Regions from separate parts of the Mus musculus genome. Here all the other regions are linked to region 1. Evidence: chromatin contacts called from ENCODE Hi-C or POLR2A ChIA-PET data. All regions are on one chromosome and are shown on one strand. The core of a region is the stretch at or near the end of the contact, and the rest is flanking DNA. Distances in the headings are between cores, read along the strand shown.

Evidence for each region. A loop is a pair of places that touch in the nucleus more often than their neighbours do. ChIA-PET counts read pairs that join two places held with the same protein, here RNA polymerase II (POLR2A).
Region 2: a map of left cerebral cortex shows a loop between it and region 1 (7-fold over the local background). The contact joins the promoter of Aldoa here to the promoter of Maz in region 1. A Hi-C loop is called at or near these places in 3 of 37 maps with a recorded cell type or tissue (heart and left cerebral cortex). POLR2A ChIA-PET finds 5 or more read pairs at or near these places in 4 of 5 experiments (Patski and embryonic stem cell).
Region 3: POLR2A ChIA-PET joins it to region 1 with 17 read pairs in Patski. The contact joins the enhancer-like site here to the promoter of Maz in region 1. POLR2A ChIA-PET finds 5 or more read pairs at or near these places in 2 of 5 experiments (Patski and embryonic stem cell).

What each region holds. Positions count from the first base shown.
Region 1 is chr7:127,025,134-127,029,108 of GRCm38, forward strand. It overlaps Maz (MYC-associated zinc finger protein (purine-binding transcription factor)), which reads right to left and starts at 1,346. Exons shown (of 5, transcript NM_010772.1): 1 at 1,095-1,346; 2 at 171-1,021. The coding sequence starts at 1,286. It overlaps Kif22 (kinesin family member 22), which reads right to left. Exons shown (of 14, transcript NM_145588.1): 11 at 3,782-3,843; 12 at 2,937-3,149; 13 at 2,798-2,857; 14 at 2,598-2,707. The coding sequence ends at 2,660.
Region 2 is chr7:126,797,852-126,801,954 of GRCm38, forward strand. Aldoa (aldolase A, fructose-bisphosphate) reads right to left here and starts at 1,403. Exons shown (of 9, transcript NM_007438.4): 1 at 1,194-1,403.
Region 3 is chr7:127,251,943-127,255,677 of GRCm38, forward strand. Zfp771 (zinc finger protein 771) reads left to right here. Exons shown (of 3, transcript NM_177362.4): 3 at 1,863-2,930. The coding sequence ends at 2,675. Among named protein-coding and RNA genes, the nearest start is that of Dctpp1, 6.9 kb to the right of the region's middle. Within about 2 kb of position 2,474, at least 1 of the 3 ENCODE cell types and tissues checked has a DNase peak (open chromatin) inside an H3K27ac peak, as active enhancers do.

The DNA.
Region 1 (3,975 bases), core at 96-2,595:
CCAGAGACCCACCTCTTCTAAAGTACCACCCCCTGTTCCTAGCAACTTCCCTCCTCCCTGGGAGTGGTTCCTGTCCCCAGGAACGGGAGCCGCCTCCCCACCAGCCAAAGACAGGCCACCTTGTTGCCCTCCCCCCCACCGGCCTAGTGGGCAGCGAGGCCCCTGCACACCGGGAGAAGCTCTTGCCACAGTGGGAGCAGTTGTAGGGCTTGTGCACAGCGCCGTCATGTGAGCGCACGTGGTAACTCATGCGGTCCTTGCGCTTGAAGCGCTGCTGGCACACAGGGCACTGGTAGGGCTTCTCGTCCGAATGCGACAGCTTATGTCGGTTCAGGTGGTAGACGTCGCGGAAGGCCTTGCCGCACATCTCGCAGGCGTGATTCTTCCGGATGCGCTTCCCAGAGGCAGTCGTGGTCACAACGCCACCGGCCGCCACCGCGGCTGTGCCGCCGCCAGCCCCGGCTTCTCCCCCACCCCCGCTGGCCCCGCTCAGCTGGGGGACACTCAAGAGGCTCAGGGGCACCATGGTGGGCATCTTCATAGCACCCGAAGGGACCCGGCCAGCCTTGGCTCCCGTGTGGATGGCTTCGTGCCTTCGGAGGTTGTAGCCGTTCTTGAACTCCTTGGCGCACAGGGCGCAAATGTAGGGCCCCTTGCTCTTTGTCTTCTTCTCCAAGACAGATGCAACTGGGGCCACGGCGACCGTCGAGGTTGGGGCGACGACAGCGGTGGCAGCCGCTGCTGCGATAGTGGCGGCCGCGGCGGGGGGCGCGGCCTCGGCGGCTGGTGCGGAGACGGCAGGGGGTGGCGGAGGAGGCGCCGGAGGCTGCTTCAGGGCCGCTGTGTCCACTGTGGAGGCGGCGGCAGGGGCCGGGGGTGCAGTAACCACTGCAGCGGCAGCCGCCGCAGCAGCCGCCGCCGCCGCGGCTGATTCCTGCGCGGCGGCGAGAACCGGGAGCAAGTCCACTTGGAGGGGCTCGGCCGCCGGGGCCTGGGGCGTGGGTGGGGGCGCCGGCGCGGCCTGCGGAGACAAGGCGCCGTGTGGGCCGCGGTCGCTGGTCGGCGCCTGCCCGCCCGGCCCGGCCCCTACTCACCTGGAATGGACTCTGGGCGCAGCCCTGGGAGGCAAAGAAGCGGGACTGGAGCTCAGCCCCGACCTGCAGGGGGTTCTGGGCGTGACCCTGAGGTGGCGGGAAGGAGTTCATGAGGCCGCCCACCCCCCGGGAGTCCAGGCCCAGCACGGGGAAGGGGGGGGCCAGCAGCGTGCAAGGGAACACGGGGAACATGGCCTCGGCCACAGTGGGGGCCCCCGGAGCTCAGCGGGAGCCGGGGGCACGGGCCGCGCGGGGCCCGGGCTCGGGGCGCCGCCCCCGGCCGGCCGGGTTGGGCCGAGCCGAACGCATGGCCCGAGGGCCGCCCCGCCGCCCGCGCACCCCGGCCGGCGGGAGGGAGGGAAGGAGGGCGTCTTGTGGGGCGCGGAGCGCGGCGGCGGCGGCGACGCCCCCTGGGTGGGGGCGAGAGGCCCCGCGGGGCCGAGGGCCGGGGCCGGGGGCGGGGGGCCCGGGCGGCGGCGGCGGCGGTGGTGGCGGCGGTTGGAGCCTGGCGGGGCGGGGTGGGGGGAGCGAGGGAGCAGCTTCGGCCCCCGCCGCGCGCGCGCGCCCAGCCGGCGCCTCGGGGAGGGCGGGGGAGGGCGCGAGGGAGGGAGGGGGACAGCTGCGCGCGCACCGGGCGCGCGGAGGGGGTGTGGGACAGGAGGGAGGGCGGGCAGGAGGGGGTGTGGGAGGGGGGGCAGGGGCGGGGGGGGCGGGGGTTGTTACCTGGAAGATGAAGCTGCTCCAGTTGCTGGGATCCATGGCGGAGGGAGGAGGGAGGTGGCTCGCGCTCACCCTGGGGCGGGAGGAGGCAGCTGTGGGGGAGGGGGACCCAAGGAGGAGGCGCGCAAGGAGGGAGGGGGGAGGAGGGTGGGGGAGCGGCGCACACTGCGCGCCGGAGGGCGGGCGGGGGGCGCGAGGACACACAAGAGGCTGGAGCGGGCGCGAGCGCGAGTGCGCGCGGGGCCAGCGGGAGGGGGAGGGACAGGAGGGACTCTAGAGGGCGGAGGGACTGGGGAGCCACCCAGCAGCCCCGGTCGCCCCGAGCGCGAGACCCCCAAGACGGTTGCTGATTGGCTGGCGATGGTGCAGGTGGTGGGCGCGCGGGAGACTAGGCGGCTTCTCTTCCCCCACTTGAACGATTCCACCCCCCACTTCCCTCCGCCAGCGGCCGTTATTTCGCGCGCACGCGCACATAACAGGGACGTCGTTGCTGAGCGGGAGAGTGGGGAGCGCGCCGAGGGAGTTACAGCGGGGCGGGGCTAGCTTGGAGCGCGTGCCCGCTTAACGGTCGGTCGCTGTGCTTAAGCTTTCGCGTCAGCTTTTTGATTCTTCTAGGCCACCGTCCCCTCCCCATTCCAGTGGTTTATTTACAATCTTGGCCTAGTTTGGGGGTTTCCCAAAGATGGCGCCTACATGGGTGTCCTGCAGAGCTTGATCCTGACCCCCAGGGTAGTTATGGACTCTGACCCCAGCCCTGTCATCCTCAAAAACCAGGCTCAACCATGGAATAAAAACTGTATTTACACAACACGTCACTATACAAGGATTTTTAAAAGAAGGTAGTGTCAAGAGGGACCGCTGTGCTGGCTGGCGGCCAAGCTCAAGAGATTCGCCTGTAAAGAAGAGGAACGTGCGTTAGCATAGCAGCCTAAGGTGGGCTGCGGTGGGGGAACACCATGCAGAAAGGGCAAAGGTGGCCTTACCTTCAGGAAAGACTCCACCTGCTTCCCAGAGATGCCTTCCACCTGTTCCAAGTCCTCCACCTAGTGGGACAGCAACACTAGGAAGGGAGTGGACACAGCACGGGGACCCCCCCACTGCACCTGTCCCCAGGGTTGTTACCTCACTGAAGGGGCCGTGGAGCTCCCTCCAGCCCACGATGAGCTGGGCTTTCTTCTGGCCAATGCGCTGCAGGCTGCGCAGTTCCCGAGCTGAGCCTTCATTCAGCAGATCCAATAATTTTTTGCGCCCATGTGCCAGTAACTCTGGGCTAATCTGTACCTCCCAGTAGTCCTCATCCTTTTCCACAGCTTCTGACTCAGGGGATGGCTCCAGCTATGAGGTAACAGAAATGCCAGTAAAGGCAGTGGGTGACTGCCATGACGAGGCACAGTCCATCTCTCTGCGGCCTCTCCCCTCTGGTCACTAATTTTGTTGTGCTTCTTTAATTGCTAGCTCCTTTCTCAGTTGCTGTGAAGAGTCAGTGAGTGACTGAGCGCACACATCAATCCTGATTAGGAAGAAGTGTAATTCAGTGGTAGAGCGCTTGCCTTCCATGCTTGAGGGCTGGGGTTCAATTTCCAGTACAGGGGGGAAAAGGGAAACCAAACAAAAAACCCATGCGGGGGAAACTGCATCATGCCATTACAATGGGGACAGTTCTACTAATGTTTTGTGTGGAGAAAATTATATTTTTCATTTTATGTGAGAGATTCTTAAATACTTGTCCATTTCCTAAATAGGCTCTACAGTTCTTAGAGGGCAGGGGCCACATTAGATCCAGTCAGCAGCCAATCCAAACACAAGGGGCATCAGGGGCATCAAGAAGAAAAGAAACAGTGGTAGATATTTTCTATGAGACACATCCATACCTCACTCCCCCACCACACCCCCTCAAAAAAGCTCTATAAGGCATCTTTAAGGCATTATGCAAAAGGCTCCCAGCTGGAAAATGGGGTGGGACTCACCTTCCTTTTGGGGCCTTTCTTCAGGAGCTGGATTTGGTTTGAGGACTCTCGCTGCTTCTGAACTGAAAGGAATTTGGAACTGGTCAAAGACACAGGCCACCTCCTGCCCTCCCTCCCCTCCTAGTAACCATTTGCTTCTCCCATTTCTATTTCCCTAGCTCCTTCCTTTCAACATGACTTTTTTTTTTTGAGGC
Region 2 (4,103 bases), core at 153-2,652, 230 kb before region 1:
GGAGGCCAGGGCACTAGCCCCCACCTCCCCTGCCCCACTCCCTGAGGGTCCTGGGATACTTCCTGTCCCAGAGCTCTCCCCTACTCCCGACTTCCCTATACTAGACCTGCCTCTTCCTGTACCTTTCCTAACTCTGTCTGTTGCTGGGTGTTGCCCAGCTCAGAGTGGGGTTGCTCACTGGCAACTGGGGGAAAGGAAAAAGCCAGAGCCAGGGACAGGCGGGTCATGTTGAAGCTGGACCCATCTGGCCTGCGCGTTGCCATGGGTCACCTTGCCTAGAAACAAAATTGAACCGGGAATATTTTAGAATTTAAGGATCACGAATAGGGCAGAGAGCCTAATACCCTCATCTGAAAGAGCCCAAGAAAGAAATGATCTGTGCTCAAAGCCACATAGCAACCCAAAGGCGAGAGTTAAGAGAGAACCAAGATTTCCCGACTGAGGTGGGGGGGCCCCTTCTAATCCACCCAGGGCCGGCCCAGGCTTCAAGGACACCCCAAGGTCAGGCTTCTCTCTTCGTGATGGTTGCGGGGGAGGAGCTCGAGGAAAAGGATTAATTATTAGGAAAAACACAGGGCCATCAGAAGCACAGAAAAGGGGCTATGGAGCCCAGGTAGAACGAAACCTTTGCCTCCATACTGTTAGAAGGGGAGGGAAAGGATGTACGAGGCACGTGCACTTCTACGCTACAGCGGTTCCAGACTCAGAATCAAGGTCACAGATAAGGAAAGATAGTAAAGTGTTAATGGGCAACAGAGTACTGCAGCTGAGGAGTTTAGCCTTCTCTCCTGGGGCTCCCCCGAAAGGAAACCAATTTCCTCCACCCCATCGCGTAAATCCTGAGACGGTGTAAGAGCCGATCGCCCCCGTCTCCCCATCGCTTCTTGAGATCTCTTGAATAGGAAATGGGACCCTGATGCTTTGCATAGCGGAGAGTTTTTGCAAAAATAAAGAGGGGTCTGTTTTTCCACCTCATCTTGCTTCCTCCCCCGGCATGACTCAGCGCGCTGAGTTGCTGCGTGGCGCAGCGAACCGCCAGGGCGCAGGCCGGAGAACCCGGGCTGGGGGCAAGCGTGGGGGTAGAAAAAGGAGAAGTGAGGGGCCGTGGGGAAGACGGCTCTGCACTGCCCGCCACCGGCCCAAGATCCTAACCCCATAGACCCTTCCCCGAGCACGTGTCAAATGGCGCTCACCTGGCACAGGACGGGGTGGGTCTGCCTGGTACGCCGGTGGGTAGGCGAAAGGACTAAGGAGCGAACGCGGCTAGGGTCACCAGAACCTCGTTCTGCTGCGCGTTCCAAGAGAACGCAGCCTATTCAGCTGGGTTGGGGGGGACGGGAGGCGGGGCCCCGGACATTTAAAGGCGCCGCTCCGCCCTCTGCAGGTTTTTTCCCTTGCAGGGACGGGAACCGTCCAATTGAAGGTGGGCACTGTGCGCAGCACCGCCCCAAGATGCTCCGATAGGAGGCGGCACTGGGGAGGAGACAAGCGGCTAGAACACGATCCCTCCTCCGCCCCGCTAGGACGTGACTCGAGCCACATCCCGCAGGTCACCAGGCCCCCCCCCCCAACACCCCCCCCCCCAACCCCTGCCTGGCGCGCGCGCGAACATCGTGACTCAGCCGGAATGTGGGTTGGCGAAGAGTAGGGAGGGGGTCAGAGTGAGATGGTGGCTGGCCTCTCCTCCAAGACCCCTGGCTTCCGGCTGTGTAGTTGCAGCCTGACGTCACTGCTAAGAACGCAGAGCTTCGGAGCCTCCCTGCCTGCCTGCTTCGTCGCTTGACTAAAATGCAGGGCGCGTTCCATCTCTCCCTGGCCAGAGCACGGCGCAGCTGACATGGTACGCAGGCAAAACCTCCCAGAACTAGTGTGCCGGCCACATCGGAACTGAGTGGCGTATCCAGGCCTGGCGTTGCCTAGCAGATTGGCGGGAGGCACCACCCGCGAGCTAAACACACCCAGTTTGAGGAAATGACCGACAAGGACTGGCCCAAGCCAGACAGGTCTTTCCCGAACCTGATTTCCTTCTCCAAAATAAAAAAATCCGTCTCGGAGCTCTCTTGTCACCCTGTAACTCTCAGAGCACTCAGTTTCCTCAGGTCCCAATCCGCAACCCCCATTCCCATCCTGCAATCCGGATAGCGGCCCACCTGTGGCGCAGTGACAGAAGCCGCAGAGCCCGGTCAGCAGAGAGTGAGCCCGGCAGTCCAGGGCTGGGTTTTAAGGCAGCTCCTACTCCCCACCCCTCCCCTACACACCCCCGCACCAGTGTCCCAGACCTTCTCGGTAACCCCTGCCCTTTCCCCACCACGAATCCCGCGGCCGGGACCTATATTTAGGGAAACCTGAGGCTCCTGACATTCATCCCTGCGTGGGGGGTGAAGAAGAGGCAGCTTTGGTTTGCCTTGAGAGGAGGAGGTGCCACTGCTCACTCACCGGTCTTTAGAGGAACCTCTTCCTTGGAAATACAGTGAAATTAGTCAAGAAATCAGTCTCAGGTCCAGGATCTGTAAGGCAGAACAAGAAGGGAAAACATCTAGATATTGCCTCCCACTGCCTCCTCTGGTTCCCTCCTCCCTTGACTCTGGTGCCTGCTGGTGGTTGTACTTTTTTTTTTTTTCCAAAGGAGAGCAGATGCAGGCAGGATACTCACCTCTTAAAATAACCAGGAGTCTAAAGGCAGGGTGTGGCTGGCCATCCCTTTATCCTGATAGTCCAGGTTGGCAGAAACCTCCCACACTGTTGCCTGGGTGAGCAATGTCCTGCATCCTCACCCTCACATACAATAGTTTATCAGGGAAGGGAGAGGAAGAAAGGCAGGGGCACTGGCCAGAGCATCAGGCCCTTTTCAGCGGTCCAAGGGCTCTCAGAATCCTGCCTTTCAGAGAACTCAAGGTTCCCAGGTAATTAGGCTGGGCCTGCCATCCATAGCTCCAGTGCAGTAGCTCCAGTAATGATGTCCTGAGGATCATAGAGGGGGCCCTGGGGACTGGCCACTCCCCAAAGAACAACGTCCCCAGCCCCATCTTTCATCTGAGCTTGATCTCGAAACAGAGGCAGTTGAGGCTCTGGCAGTCTGGGAGCTGGCAGGCACAGGCACAGTCACACAGTGGGCAGCAGCCAGGGCATCGAGGGGCCCAACCCTAAAGGAGAAGAGAGAGGTGGGTAAGCAGAGGGGCTGAGGAGCACCCACCCACCAGCCCAGTGGGACGGAGAGACAAAGCACTGGAAAGGAAGCACCCTCCATGCTGAACAGCAGCAGTGATAAAGTATCTGTCCCACTGGGTCCTGTGTGTGTGCGCGCGCGCGTGCGCGCGCGCGCGCGTGTGTGTATGCGCACATAGTAGGTATACTATACTCTCAAAGCCCTATGCAACCTAGAGGAAGTCAGGACCAGAAACATGTTTCAATCCTCATGAAGATAATTTCTGGGCTTTGGACTTTCTTGCTGGCATGAAACCAAACTATAATATCTCCTCCTAACGTTCCTCGTGAGACAGGCTCTCCCTCTACAGCTCAGACTAGTCAAGAGCCATGAAACCCAAGCTGGCCTCAAAAAAAATGACAATCCTTACTTCAACCTACTAAGTACTGGGGTTCCTCTTGTCCTGTTTTGAGACAGGGTTTCACTGTATGGCCTGGCTATCATGGAATTTACTCACTTCCTAGTGCTGACGCTGGCAGAGATAGATCTCTGTGAGTTTGGACCAGCCTGATCTACTATTTGAGTTCTAGGATAGCCAGGGCTACGCAGAGCAGTGGTTCCCAACCTTCCTAATGCTACCTTTTAATACAGTTCCCCATGTTGTGGTGACTCCCAACCAAAAAAGAATTTTTGTTGCTACTTTACACCTGTAATTTTGCTGTTATGAATCATAAATATCTGGGTTTTTATAACCTTAGGTCAGCCCTGTATAAGTTAATACCCACCTCCACCCCCACAAAGGGCCATAACCCACAGGTTGAGAACCACTGACAGAAAGGGACCCTGTCTAAGCCAGGTGTCCGGACCATGGCTCAGTGGTTAAGAGCAATGGCTGTTCTTCCAGAGGACCTGAGTTCAGCTCCCAGCACATATATACAGTGACTCACAGCCATCACGA
Region 3 (3,735 bases), core at 1,224-3,723, 230 kb after region 1:
ATGGTTGTGAGCCACCATGTGGTTGCTAGGATTTGAACTCAGACCTTTGGAAGAGCAGTCAGAGCTGTTAACCACTGAGCCATCTCACCAGCCTGGAACTAATTTTGTTGTTGTTGTTGTTTGTTTGTTTTTCAAGACAGGGTTTCTCTGTGTAGCCCTGGCTGTCCTGGAACTCACTGTGTAGACCAGGCTGACCTCGAACTCAGAAATTCACCTGCCCCTTCACCTGCTTCTTACACAGCATGCTTTCCTTCTCCTTAGTTTACTTCTAGAAGTCCAAACTGACTCATTCCAAGCTTCAGAACCTCAGGTCTCAGAGCAACATTTGGCTTTCTCTTCATAGCTTAAGAAAGTGCTTGCTTGAAAACTTTGAAGGGTCTGATCCTGGCCAAGCTGTCCCTGTCCTGGCTTCTGCTTATATTTGCCAAATGGCTGCTCCAGTTTCCTTCTGCAATTCCCTGTGAGATCTCTTCAGTCTCTAGACATTTATACACCAAAAACCTCTCATCGCCAGCCCTGGCTCCTTCCTGCGTTCCATACAGCCCCAAACAGCAGATCATCTCCTCTTCCCCCATCCTCTTCCTCCTCCTTCTCCTCAAAAAAGATTTTTTTATCATGCATGCATGATTTTTTTATTTGCCTGCATGTAGGCCTGCAGGCCAGAAGAGGGCAGCAGATGTCATTATAGATGGTATGAACCACCATGTGGCTGCTTAGAATTGAACTCAGGACCTCTGGAAGGGCAGTGCTCTTAACCTCAGCCATCTCTCCAGCCCCAGATCTTTCTTCTTACCTGGTTCCCCTCTGTACATGGCAACCCTCATCTGTGCAGTTCTGAACTTAAACATCTTAGTTACTTGGACCCAGGCATGGTGTCCCACACCTTTAATCCGAGGAGGAGAGGCAGAAGAAGCAAGCAGGACTAACCCATAGTCATTTTGAATCTCCATACCTCAAAGCCAGTTTGTTGCCATCTCTTATCTCAACCTGTAAAGTGGAGAGAGAAACCAACATCTCACTGGCTCTACTTTCTACTTGCTTCCTGGGCTTAGGCCAAGTCAGATGAGTGCAGTAGCCTCCTCACGAGGCTCCTGGTTCTGTCTTCTCCTTCATTCGGGTTCCCAAAGAGTGTGACCGTCACTTTCCTGATCAAAATTCTCAGAAATCCCTCAGTGATTCTCCATCTCATTTACACTACAGGTCCTTAAATAAGAAACCCTCGTGTTTCCTTCCTCCTGATAACTATTACAACCAAGGGTCTTCCCAGCCTTATGTGTGTCTGCAGCACTCCAGCAATTAACCCATTGCTCTTGTAGGTGGGACTCCTCCCCGGATTCAGTCCTCACAGGTCTGAGGAAATTAGGAGGCAAGCTGTCACTGCTACATTACCAGCACTCGGGTTTCGAAACAGGGGCTCCTTATGTTTTTTTTTGGTTTTTTGTTTTTGTTTTGTTTTGGTTTTTGAAGACAGGGTTTCTCAGTGCAGCCCTGGCTGTCCTGGAACTCACTCTGTAGACCAGGCTGGCCTCGAACTCAGAAATTCAACCGGCCTCTGCCTCCCAAGTGCTGGGAGGGATTTAAGGCGTGTGCCAGCTTGGCCTGGACCTCTTGATCTTCCTGTCTCATCTCTACAATGTCAGACACCTGGCACTTTTTATCTAATGCCAAATCCCCAGTGTCTCTTAACTCTATAACCTAGATCGTGCCCAATAAATTTTGTGAACACAGGTAACTATAATGTCACCTGGTGTTGTGATGTATTAAGTCATTTAAGGAATTGAGGCGCAAAGAGTGTGCAGTGTTCGAGAGACCGAGGTTTCCGCTGGGGCCTTAGGGTTGACCTGTTCTCCCTTTCCCTGCAGGTTGCCAGCCAGATGCCAGCGCCATCGGCCGACCCGGCGCGCCCCCACGCGTGCCCGGACTGCGGCCGCGCCTTTGCGCGCCGCTCCACACTAGCCAAACATGCGCGCACGCACACGGGCGAGCGTCCCTTTGCGTGCACGGAATGCGGCCGGTGCTTCTCGCAGAAGTCGGCGCTGACCAAGCACGGCCGCACGCATACGGGCGAGCGACCCTACCAATGCCCGGAATGCGACAAGCGCTTCTCCGCCGCCTCGAACCTGCGGCAGCACCGGCGGCGTCACACCGGAGAGAAGCCGTACGCATGCGCACACTGTGGGCGGCGCTTTGCGCAGAGCTCCAATTACGCGCAGCATCTGCGCGTGCACACGGGCGAGAAGCCTTACGCGTGCCCGGACTGCGGACGAGCCTTCGGCGGAAGTTCGTGCCTGGCGCGCCACCGACGCACGCACACGGGCGAGCGCCCGTACGCATGCGCCGACTGCGGCACGCGCTTCGCTCAGAGCTCGGCGCTGGCCAAGCACCGGCGCGTGCACACGGGCGAGAAGCCGCACCGCTGCGCCGTGTGCGGCCGGCGCTTCGGCCACCGTTCCAACCTGGCGGAGCATGCGCGCACGCATACGGGCGAGCGGCCCTACCCGTGCACGGAGTGCGGCCGGCGCTTCCGCCTCAGCTCACACTTCATCCGCCACCGTCGCGCGCACATGCGGCGCCGCCTCTACATCTGCGCGGGCTGCGGCCGAGACTTCAAGCTACCCGCCAGTGCCACAGCCGCCACGCCCACCGAGCGCTGCCCGGAGTGCGAGGGCAGCTGAGCCACGGCGGGGCAGCGAGGGGCACTTGGGACTGGCACCTGAATTGTTCCTTCCATGCCTGCACCTGGGTCGGGGTGCTCTGGGACTGGGAGATAGGGAATGCCATACCGGGGTCCCTAGAACCATGCCTCGTCCCCGACTACATTCCCTTGGCCCTTCTGAGTGAATAAAGTATTCTATCCTCACCTCACGATGCCTGTAAGTGAGGTGGGTGGGAAGGGGAACATTAGGTACGGAACCAAATGGGGCAATAAACTAGCCTGGGATTGGGAGACACACACCAGGCTGGCTATGCCTCAGTCTCAGTTCTGAAAAGAGCCATAAACAAGACATGTGCTTGGCTAGATGATTGTGTTTTGCAGTCTTTGAGGGTCGGTATGGCAAAGGTGAGAAATGGGGCCCTGTAAATAGATTTAAGTACTTATGTAAATATATTAGCGCCCTCTCCCCATTTAATTAACCCTAAGCCGACTCACTATACACACCTGGCTTCAACTGGGGATCCTCTGAATCCTGAGGTTACAAACATGCACCACCATAGCTAGCTCCAAACCTCATTTTATCTCCACTTTTGCAGACAGCTAGTGAACGGTACAGCAGGAACTGTGCCATTTGTCAAGGAAACTGATGACCACAGGATTAAAACCAAAACCCTTGCAGAGGATCAGGGCTTCATCCCAAGCACCCACATGGCTTAACAGCCATCCATAACTCCAGTCCTAGGGGACCCAAAGCCCTGACGTCTGACATGGTACACAGACACACACTGGCAAAACATACACATAAAAGGTAGTTTTGGTTTGTAGCGCAAGCTGTCCTTAAAACCTATTTTTTGGGGGGATTCATTTTTTGAAACAGGGTTTGTCTGTATATATATCCCTGGCTGTCCTGGAACTCACTCTGTAGACCAGGCTAGCCTCGAACTTAGAAATCCACCTGCCTCTGCCTCCCAAGTGCTGGGATGAAAGGCGTGTGCCACCACTGCCAGGCTGTCCTCAAACTTATGTCCTTTTGTCTCAGTCTCTTTAATGCTGAGGTTACAGGTGTGCAATGCAACACC